2 separate regions of the Homo sapiens genome follow, and region 1 is linked to region 2. A link is an interaction called in ENCODE POLR2A ChIA-PET data of the cell type or tissue named here. Cell type or tissue: OCI-LY7. All regions are shown on one strand. Region 1 overlaps LOC105379412 (a long non-coding RNA gene). Region 2 overlaps NAA15 (N-alpha-acetyltransferase 15, NatA auxiliary subunit).

Evidence for each region. ChIA-PET counts read pairs that join two places held together with the same protein. Peaks named below come from ENCODE experiments on the same cell type or tissue, not always from the same donor. Only the 100,000 strongest peaks of a DNase experiment are listed, where the experiment ranks them.
Region 1: POLR2A ChIA-PET joins it to region 2 with 6 read pairs; 6 of 35 experiments call an interaction of 5 or more read pairs at or near these places.

What each region holds. Positions count from the first base shown.
Region 1 is chr4:139,186,640-139,191,639 of GRCh38, reverse strand. All of the region lies in intron 1 of LOC105379412 (a long non-coding RNA gene), which reads right to left. Among named protein-coding and RNA genes, the nearest start is that of ELF2, 12 kb to the right of the region's middle. In OCI-LY7, no CTCF peak of the experiment used is centred here; no DNase peak of the experiment used is centred here.
Region 2 is chr4:139,320,892-139,325,891 of GRCh38, reverse strand. All of the region lies in intron 1 of NAA15 (N-alpha-acetyltransferase 15, NatA auxiliary subunit), which reads right to left. Among named protein-coding and RNA genes, the nearest start is that of NDUFC1, 21 kb to the right of the region's middle. In OCI-LY7, no CTCF peak of the experiment used is centred here; no DNase peak of the experiment used is centred here; H3K27ac peaks cover 810 bases.

The DNA of each region.
Region 1 (5,000 bases), 130 kb after region 2:
TCAATCATTCGGCTATAGCCAAAGAGAGCAATGTCACATGGCAGAAGTATGGCTGCTGGGGCAGAGCCAGGGCCTGGTGGTCAGAGAATGAGGCTGGAGTGAAAGCGTGTGAGAACAGAAGGAATTGGTAGGGAGCCTCAGAACTGATGAGATTAGACTGGGGAGTAAAGCAAGAATGTTAAACAGGAGCAGAACCCTTTTATGGCCCAGTATGGGGGTAGAAGTGATAATCAAAGTGAGGGTCACAGTGGTAGTAGGTAAATCAGTTACTTGAAATTTGCTTTCTTGGGTTAATCCTTGGAGGCTTTGAGTTATATTTATTAAGTGAGGCTATATTTCCTTATAGCATTTCAAGCTCATTTATTGTCTTTTAAGATATTTTTAAAGAGATGTTTTACCTCGTTATAGCTGGTTAAGAAGATTTTTCAGACCTGGCATGGTGGTTTATGCCTGTAATCCCAGTACTTTGGGAGGCTGAGATGGGAGGATGGCTTGAGCTCACGAGTTTGAGACCACCCTGGGCAACATAGTGAGACCCTAACATCTCTATAAAAAATAAATAAATAAAATGTTATAAAGGAGATTTTTCATATGCTACCCTTTTAATGCTATCATTTCAGACTGATGTTAACTTTGTAAGTTCTAAAGCTTAAAAAAATAAAATGTTTGTTTCAGACTGATGTGAACTTTGTAAATTCTAAAGCTTAAAAAAAAAAAGTTTGTTACCTGGTAGACTAAATGGCCTTAAGCCCTGGTAAATATATGTATGTTTATTGTAATCTGTCTTCTCTTTTTTTCCTCTAATCACATCTTCAAAATGTTTATCCTACAAAAATAAAAACAGCTAGAATGCCTGGAATATACAAAAAAGTCCTGCTTTTTTGTCTTACTTTTTCATCCTTTCACTCCATTCATTTCATCCCAAAAATCTGATTCTAGAAAACAGGATCACTGTAAAGATGTTGCAGTGGGAAGAGAATTCCACAAATTCAGTCACTTATATCACAGTCCGTGATACTACTTCTTAATCTCATTTCAAGGTATCTAGACCATTTAGACCAAAACCTTCTGTGTCGTCTGAAAACTCTACACTCAAAAAGCTCAGTGCTGGCCGGGCATGGTGGCTCAATGCCTGTAATCTCAGCACTTTGGGAGGCCAAGGTGGGTGGAGCACGAGGTCAAGAAATCGAGACCATCCTGGCCAGCATGGTGAAACCTGTCTCTACTAAAAATACAAAAATTAGCTGGGCGTGGTGGTGCGTGCCTGTAGTCCCAGCTACTCGGGAGACTGAGGCAGGAGAATCGCTTGAACCTGGGAGGCGGAGGTTGCAGTGAGCAGAGATCGTGCCACTGCACTCCAGCCTGGGGATAGAGCAAGACTCCGTCTCAAAAAGAAAAAAAAAAAAAAAAAGCTCAGGGCTATTCACTTGGTGCTGATAACCACATGTGCATCTTCTGTAAAACTTTTTCCGTTGCTGTTCTCAGCATACTGGCATTTGGGAGTTCAGTATATTAGGGCCTGAGAGGCACTAAATAGTTTATCTAATCTGGATATTCGGGACTGATGTTATAGGCACACCCTAATATCTAGTTCCTGCCTAATTTAACAAGTATTACATTAATGATTGAAGGGCTCTTTGGGCTAATGATAAATAAAAAATATTAAAGACTGAAATTTTTAATACACAATATAAAAATAATTAAATTTTCTATCACATAAATATTAGAAAAATACCAAAATTGGTTAATAGTAAATGTCAACTACCATATAAAAATACACAAGACATCCTGAGGAAAAACTGAAAAGCAAAATAATTTTGAACATACAGACACGGCTAGCTATAGTCAAAATTATAAAGTAGGCTGGGTGTGGTGTCTCATGCCTGTAATCCCAGCACTTTGGGAATCCGAGGCAGGAGGATCCCTTGAGTCCAGGAGTTCAAGACCAGTCTGGGCAACATAGTGAGAACCCTGTCTCCATAAAAAATAAAAAATTAGCTAGGGATGGTGGCATGCACCTGCAGTTCCAGCTACTTGGGAGGCTGAGGTGGGAGGATTGCTTGAGCACAGGAGATCCAGGCTGCAGTGAGTCATGATCGTACCACTGAACTCCAGCCTGGGTGGCAGAGTGAGACTCTATCAACAAAACCAAACCAGAAAACCCCCAAGTTATAAAGTAGATAATTGTCCACATTCAAGTCCACTGTTGGCTAATGAATTTTAGCTCTTTCCTATTTTCCTTAGTTTCCTAATTTCCCCAATCTCTCCCTGCCTCACTAGATCCAAGCCTGCCTCTGTCAATCTATACTTGACTTCCTCTCTTCCCCTCAGCTTCACTAGTTTGCTTGCCTCCTGCCCTGACTCAGCAAGTTAATTAAAGAGAGCCCGTTATTGCTAAATCCCTTCCTCTAGGCTCAAGGGCATCACCTAAGACCTTCCTCTTTCCCACTTCTCACTTCAGTGACCTCAAAAAGGGAGCCTGTGAAAATAAGAAAAACTGGATTCAAATTCCATTTCTGCTCAGCTGTATTAGGCAGAGGTATTATCTATCCTTAGGAGAGCACACTATAGGGAGAGGCTGGCCTGACACCCTGGGGATGATAATGAGGAGGAGGAGGAGGAGGAGGAGGAGGCTGGGCAGACTGTTAAGAACTTGCAGCCTGGAGTCAGCTAGTTTCCCCTGCTCACTTACTGGTGATTCTGGGAAAAGTCAGTTTCTTTTTCTTTCTTTTTTCTTTCTTTTTTTTTGAGATGGTGTCTCGCTCTTTCGCCCAGGCTGGAGTGCAGTGCTGCGATCCAGCTGCGATCCACAGAACAGCTGGGATTACAGGCCCGTGCCACCACACCCGGCTAATTTTTGTATTTTTAGTAAAGACAAGGTTTCACCATGTTGGCCAGGCTGGTCTTGAACTCCTGACCTCAAGTGATCTGCCTGCCTCAGCCTCCCAAAGTGCTAGGATTACAGGCAAGAGCCACCGTGCCCGGCCATGAGCCACTATGCCCAGCCAGGTCAGTTTCATAATCTAAAATATGATAATACTATAGTATCTTCCTGATTGGGTGATTGTGAGGATTAAAAGAAAGTGCATGGCCCGGCGCAGTGGCTCATGCCTGTAATCCCAGCACTTTGGGAGGCTGAGGCGCGTGGATCACAAGGTCAGGAGATCCAGACCACCCTGGCTAACACGGTGAAACCCTGTCTCTACTAAAAATACAAAATATTAGCCGGGCGTGGTGGCAGGCGGGCGCCTGTAGTCCCAGCTACTCAGGAGGCTGAGGCAGGAGAATGGCGTGAACCTGGGAGGTGTAGCTTTCAGTGAGCCAAGATAGCGCCACTGCACTCCAGCCTGGGTGACAGAGTGAGACTCTGTCTCAAAAAAAAAAAAAAAAAAGAAAAAGAAAGGGCACCACCGGACTCGGTGGCTTACGCCTGTAATCCCAGCACTTTGTGAGGCAGAGGCGGGAGGATCACCTGAAGTTGGGAGTTCGAGACCAGCCTGACCAACATGAAGAAACCCCGTCTCTACTAAAAAATACAGATTAGCCGGGCGTGGTGGCACATGTCTGTAATCCCAGTGACTCGGGAGGCTGAGACGGGGCATCGCTTGAACCTGGGAGGCAGAGGTTGCAGTGAGCTGAGATCACACCACTGCGCTTCAGCCTGGGCAACAAGAGCAAAACTCCGTCTCAAAAAAAAAAAAAAAAAAGAAAGTGCACCTATTAAGAAGATGCTAAATTTCAAAAGTATTTCATTGGTATTTAGGCCTCTGACCACATATAAGTATAGATATTATCAATTACTATACCTATTCATTTTTTATTTTTATTTCATTTATTTTTTTGAGACAGAGTTTCATTCTTGTTGCCCAGGCTGGAGTGCAACAGTGTGATCTCTCGGCTCACTGCAACCTCCGCCTCCCGGGTTCAAGCGATTCTCCTGTCTCGCCCTCCCGAGTAGCTGGGATTACAGGCATGCGACATCACGCCCAGCTAATCTTTGTATTTTTAGTAGAGGCAGGGTTTCACTATGTTAGTCAGGCTGGTCTCAAATTCCTGACCTCAGGTGATCCACCTGACTCGGCCTCCCAAAGTGCTGGGATTACAGGTGTGAGCCACCACGCCCAACCTATACCTATTCATGAGCTCTTATATATTAATTTTAACCATAAACCTATTTTCATTTCCCATTTTCCTTTCTATTATGGGAGTTTCCAGTCTGTATGTGGATTTACAGTATTTTTAAACTCTCCTCTCCTCTTCCCATTTATTCCATCCTTTTCTTTCTTTCTTTCTTTTCTTTTTTTTAGATGGAGCTCTGTCACCCAGGCTGGAGTGCATGGTGCGATCTCTGCTCACTGCAGCCTCCACCTCCTGGTTCAAGCAATTCTCCTGCCTCAGCCTCCCGAGTAGCTGGGATTATAGGCGTCCACCACCATGCCCGGCTAATTTTTGTATTTTTAGTAGAGACGAGCTTTCACCATGTTGGCCAGGCTGATCTCGAACTCCTGACCTCAGGTGATCCACCTTCCTCGGCCTCCCAAAGTGCTGGAATTACAGGTGTGTGCTACTGCACCCAGCCCCTTTCCTTTCTTTCTTTTTTTTCTTTTTGAGACAGGGTCTCACTCCGTCACCCAGACTGGAGTGCAGTGGCGTGATCTTGGCTCATGACAACCTCCACCTCCCAGGCTCAAGTGATTCTCCTGCCTCACCTGGGATTACAGGTGCGTACCACTACCGCCTGGCTAATTTTTGTGTATATATATACACATATATGTGTGTGTATATATATATATATATATATTTTTTTTTTTTTTTGAGATGGAGTCTCACTCTGTCTCCAGGCTGGAGTGCAGTGGCACGATCTCGGCTCATTGCAACCTCTGCCTCCTGGGTTCAAGTGATTCTCGTGCCTCAGCCTCCCAAGTAGCTGGGATTACAGGCATCTGCACCATACCCAGCTAATTTTTTTAGTAGAGATGGGGTTTCACCATGTTAGCCAG
Region 2 (5,000 bases):
ATACTTTGGGAGGCTGAGGTGAGAGGATCGCTTGAGGCAGGAGTTTGAGACCCACTGTCTCTACAAAAAAATTAAAAATTAGCTGGGCATGGTGGCATGCCTGTACTCCCTGCTACTCATGAACCTGAGATGGGAGGACGGCTTGAGCCCAGGAGTCCAAGGCTGCAGTGAGCCGTGATGGTAACACTGCACTCCAACCTGAGCGACAGAACAAAACACTGTCTCTTAAAAAATAAATAAAATTGATATTCTTACTTGACATGCACAATGTAACTTTATTTTACATAGCTGATTTTTAAAATATTCAGGATTCCAATTGGTATTTTTGGTGGTGTGACTGGAAACACCTTTATTTGTTTATCGTATGTTTTTCAAAGAGACTCCTCGGTAACATTTAATCAGCATGATAATCCCATAAGCACAAAAGGTTTAATCCTTATTGTAGAGGTAAAATTTAGAAAACAAGTAACTTACCCCAGATTACATACCTAACTAGTGGCAAAATTTAAGACTATAATTTAGGCTCTCTGACTCCTGGTTAAAAGCTCTTTCCATCACCTACAGAAATTTTATTAAATGTTAAAGGTTATTAAACCCAAAATTTTTATCTTTTAAAAGATCTTCTAATCAACAAATTCAACTGTTACATTGCTTACCCAGTCTTATAATCAAATGGACAATAAAAATGCCCAAAATAAAGTGAGAAGTGAACATACAAAATTAAACTAGATAATCCCCTCCAAATAACTGACAGGAAAATTAAAAACTAAACCCCCCGCCCCTTGAATGAGATATGTTTACATTACAGCAGTTAGCTTTTTACTTCATCATACTTAGAACAGTAACTGAGTTTTAGATCCTAATGATTATGTTCTCAATTAATGAAATTCAGCTATGTCCTTATTGAAATTATATTCAATGCCATTAATTCAATTATCTCCTGTCAATGTGAGCTGTAAAAATAATTCAGAATGGCAGGCCCCTCCAAATAACTACTACTAATTCATTTCTCCTCAACAAGAACCAACGTGCATTTAAGTAAATAGATCTCAATTTTTTTCACGAAATGCACTACTTCTATAATAGGTCACTTATTACAAAGGAGAATAGAAAGGAAAAAGTAACAAAAAATATCCAATTTGGATGTTGGCCAGGCTGGTCTTGAACTCCAACCTCTGGTGATCCCCCTGCCTCGGCCTCCTGAAGTGCTGGGATTACAGGCGTGAGCCACTGCGCCCGGCCCTAAACTAACTTTTTAGGGAACTTACTTTGCTTTTATTTACGGAAAGTGAAATGCAAAATACTACATATGGTATACTTTCAACATATGTTTTACATTCAATTCACTTAAAACAGGTTTTATAAAGTGACACAGTAGACAGACATTTTCAGTTCTCCACAGAAGAATCATTGCATTAAACAGAAATACAGGTCTACATTCCCTCATCTGAAACTCTTGTGTTTGGGGAGTTCTTGAAATTTCAAAACTGTGAATAAGGATTTCCCTTGCTATGGAAGAAATGCCAGAGTATCTATTTGTCCTCCTACCTGTAACACCTGCATATGTTAGTTCAAAATCTAACATAATACTTTCAAAAATACTAGAAGAATAATGCAGGCTATTGTTTTTCAACAGGAATTAACATTTAAAATTTTAACACTCTGCTATAGAAACAATGAAGCAAAGAAGCAAACCAGGATATAATTAAAACAAACTGGGCTGGACTCATGCCTGTAACTGCAGCACTTTGGGAGGTGGAGGTGGGCAGATTGCTTGAGCAGGAGTTCCAGACAACCCTGGGAAACATGGTGAAACCCTGTCTCTACAAAAAATACAAAAATTAGCTGGGCCTGGTGGTACATACCTGTAGTCTCAGCTACTGGGGAGGCTGAGGTGGGAGGATTGCATGAATCTGGGAGGACAAGGCTGCTGCACTATAGCCTGGGCAACAGCAAGACTTGCCTCAAAAAACAAGAGACTGAATTGTTCTAATAGATAATAAAGTCGCATGTGCTAAATTCTGGCACCATACACTCTGAGACTTCTGCTCCCAAATGTATAAGAATAACTGACACTAGATGAGGTTCCTGCCAACTATAAAACTGGAAAGTAAACATAAAATAGCTGTTTTCAGCTGTTGGACAAAAGCCAATACAGGACTACCGTTTCAGAAGAGAAGCAGGGTAAATCCCAAGAAAAATCCCTATTTGTCTCTAGAAGCATCTTCCAGACTGCAGAATAGGTGTAAGAGGTGTAGGGGTGTGGGTGGGGGACCTAAACAGAGCTTAGCAGTCTCACTGACCTGAGTAGATATGAGAATTAGAAACTGCTGGAATTTATGGGGCAGGGTGCTACAGAGAACTATATATAGAAGAGGCTTCAGAAATCTGCCACAGGAGTTGGACACGGTGGCTCACGCCTGTAATCCCAGCACTTTGGGAGGCTGAGGAGGGCAGATCACTTGAGGTCAGGAGTTCAAAACCAGTCTGGCCAACATGGCAAAACCCCGTCTCTACTAAAAATACAAAAATTAGCCAGACATAGTGGCACATGCCTGTAATCCTAGACCTTTGGGAGGCCAAGGCCAAGGTGCATCACCTGAGGTCAGGAGTTCGAGACCAGCCTGGCCAACATAGTGAAACCACATCTCTACTAAAAATACAACAATTAGCTGGGCATGGTGGCAGGCGCCTGTAATTCCAGCTCCTCAGGAGGCTGAGGCAGGAGAATCGCTTGAACCCAGGAGCTGGAGGTGACAGTGAGCCAAGATCATACCACTGCACTCCAGCCTGGGTGACAAGAGCAAAACTCTATCTCAAAAAAAAAAAAAAAAAAAAGAAAAGAAAAGAAAAAGAAATCTGCCACAGGAATCCTCCATCCTCCGTCAAATACTAAGCTGAGGCTGGGAGCGGTGGCTTATGCCTGCAATCCCAGCTATTGGGGAGGACAAGGTGGGCGGGTCACTTGAGGTCAGGAGTTCGAGACCAACCTGGCCAACACGGTGAAACCCATCTCTACTAAAAATAGGAAAATTAGCCAAGCATGGTGGTGCATGCCTGTAATCCCAGCTACTCGGGAGGCTAAGGCACAAGAATCGCTTGAACCCAGGAGGTGGAGGTTGCAGTGAGCCAAAATTGCCCTATTGCACTCCAGCCTGGGCAACAGAGCAAGACTCCGTCTCAAAAATAAAAAATACACACATATACACACTCACACAGAGTAGGCTGAACAGGTACACAGCAAAGGTCTATGAAAGCTGGGCAAAGAACAATTACCAAGTAGCATGAGCCTAACAACTACTGGTGCTCATGCATGGCTGGCAGACATTTGAATTCCAAGTATCAAGTTAAGAGACTACGTTAAAGACTGCAGAATTCAGCAGAGATCCAGAAAGCTCACACCTTAGGAATAAGATTAATCTAGACCCATGTATTAGTCCATTTTCATGCTGCTGATAAAGACATACCTGAGACTGGGCAATTTACAAAACAAAGAGGTTTATTGGACTTACAGTTCCATGAGGCTGGAGGAGCCTCACAATCATGGCAGAAGGTGAAAGGCATGCCTTATATAGCAGCAAACAAGAGAAGAGAGCTTGTGCAGGGAAACTCCCCTTTTTAAAACTGTCAGATCTCATGAAACTCATTCACTATCATGAGAACAGCACAGGAAAGACCCTCCCCCATGATTCAATTACCTCCTACCAGGTCCCTCCCACAACACGTGGGAATTCAAGATAAGATTTGGGTGGGGACACAGCCAAACCATATCAACCCATCTTTATTAAAACTTAAAAACAAGCCTCAAAAAGTATAAGCTGATAAACAAGCAAATTGTCTGCCAAAACAAAACTCTATTAAGAAAGGCAAGAGGATCCAGACATTAAATATCCTAGGATCCATACTATACAAAATTATGGGAGGAAAATTACTATAAATTCCAAGCAGGAAACTAACCCATGACCTACAGGAGAAAGAAATCAATAAAAAAAGAGTCAGAAATATTAATAACAATGACGTAAGTAGCTGAGACTTCAAAACAAGTTACTATTATGTAACACTAAAGGATTTAAAGCAAAACACAAAGGCAACAAAAAAACAAATGAGGGGGCCAGGCACGGTGGCTCACACCTGTAATCCCAGCACTTTGGGAGGCTGAGGCAGGCAGATCATGAGGTCAGGAGATCGAGACCATCCTGGCTAACACAGTGAAACCCCATCTCTACTAAAAATACAAAAAAAAAAAAAAAAAATTAGCCAGGCGTGGTGGCGGGTGCCTGTAGTCCCAGCTACTCGGGAGGCTGAGGCAGGAGAATGGCATGAATCCGGGAGGCGGAGCTTGCAGTGGGCAGAGATTTCACCACTGCACTCCAGCCTGGGCAACAAAGCGAGACTCCGTTTCAAAAAAAAAAAAAAAAAACAAATAAGGGCCAGGCACTGTGGCTCAAGTTTGTAATCCCAGTGCTTCTGGAGTCTGAGGCAGGAGGATCACTTGAGGACAGGAGTTTGAAACTAGTATGGGAAACACAGTGAGACCCAGATTCTCCACAAAAAAATAAGTAAAAGGCTATAAATTTTTTTTAAGAAGAAACAGAAAATCTCAATGAAGAAATGGAAACTATTTTTAAAATGGAAATGTTTAATAGAAGTCACCTTAAGAAATTAGAAAAAACAAGAGCAAATTTAACCCAACATAAGCAGAAGCAAATAATAAAAACAGAGTCGATTAAATAGAAAAAAATTAGAAATATTTGGCTTTGGCAAAAGAAAAAATACGAAAAAATAAGAAAAACAGAAGAAATTTGTGAAATCAAAAGCTGGTTCTTTGAGAAGATCAAAAAAAAAATGAATAAATCTCTAGCTAGACACAGTCACAAAAGTGCACAGCACAGAATAGCTTATTAAAGGCCCAGCTTTCTAGCCAGAGGATAAAAAGAAGGTGGCTGGGTGAGGTGGCTCCCACCAGTAACCTCAACACTTTGGGAGGCCCAGGCAGGAGG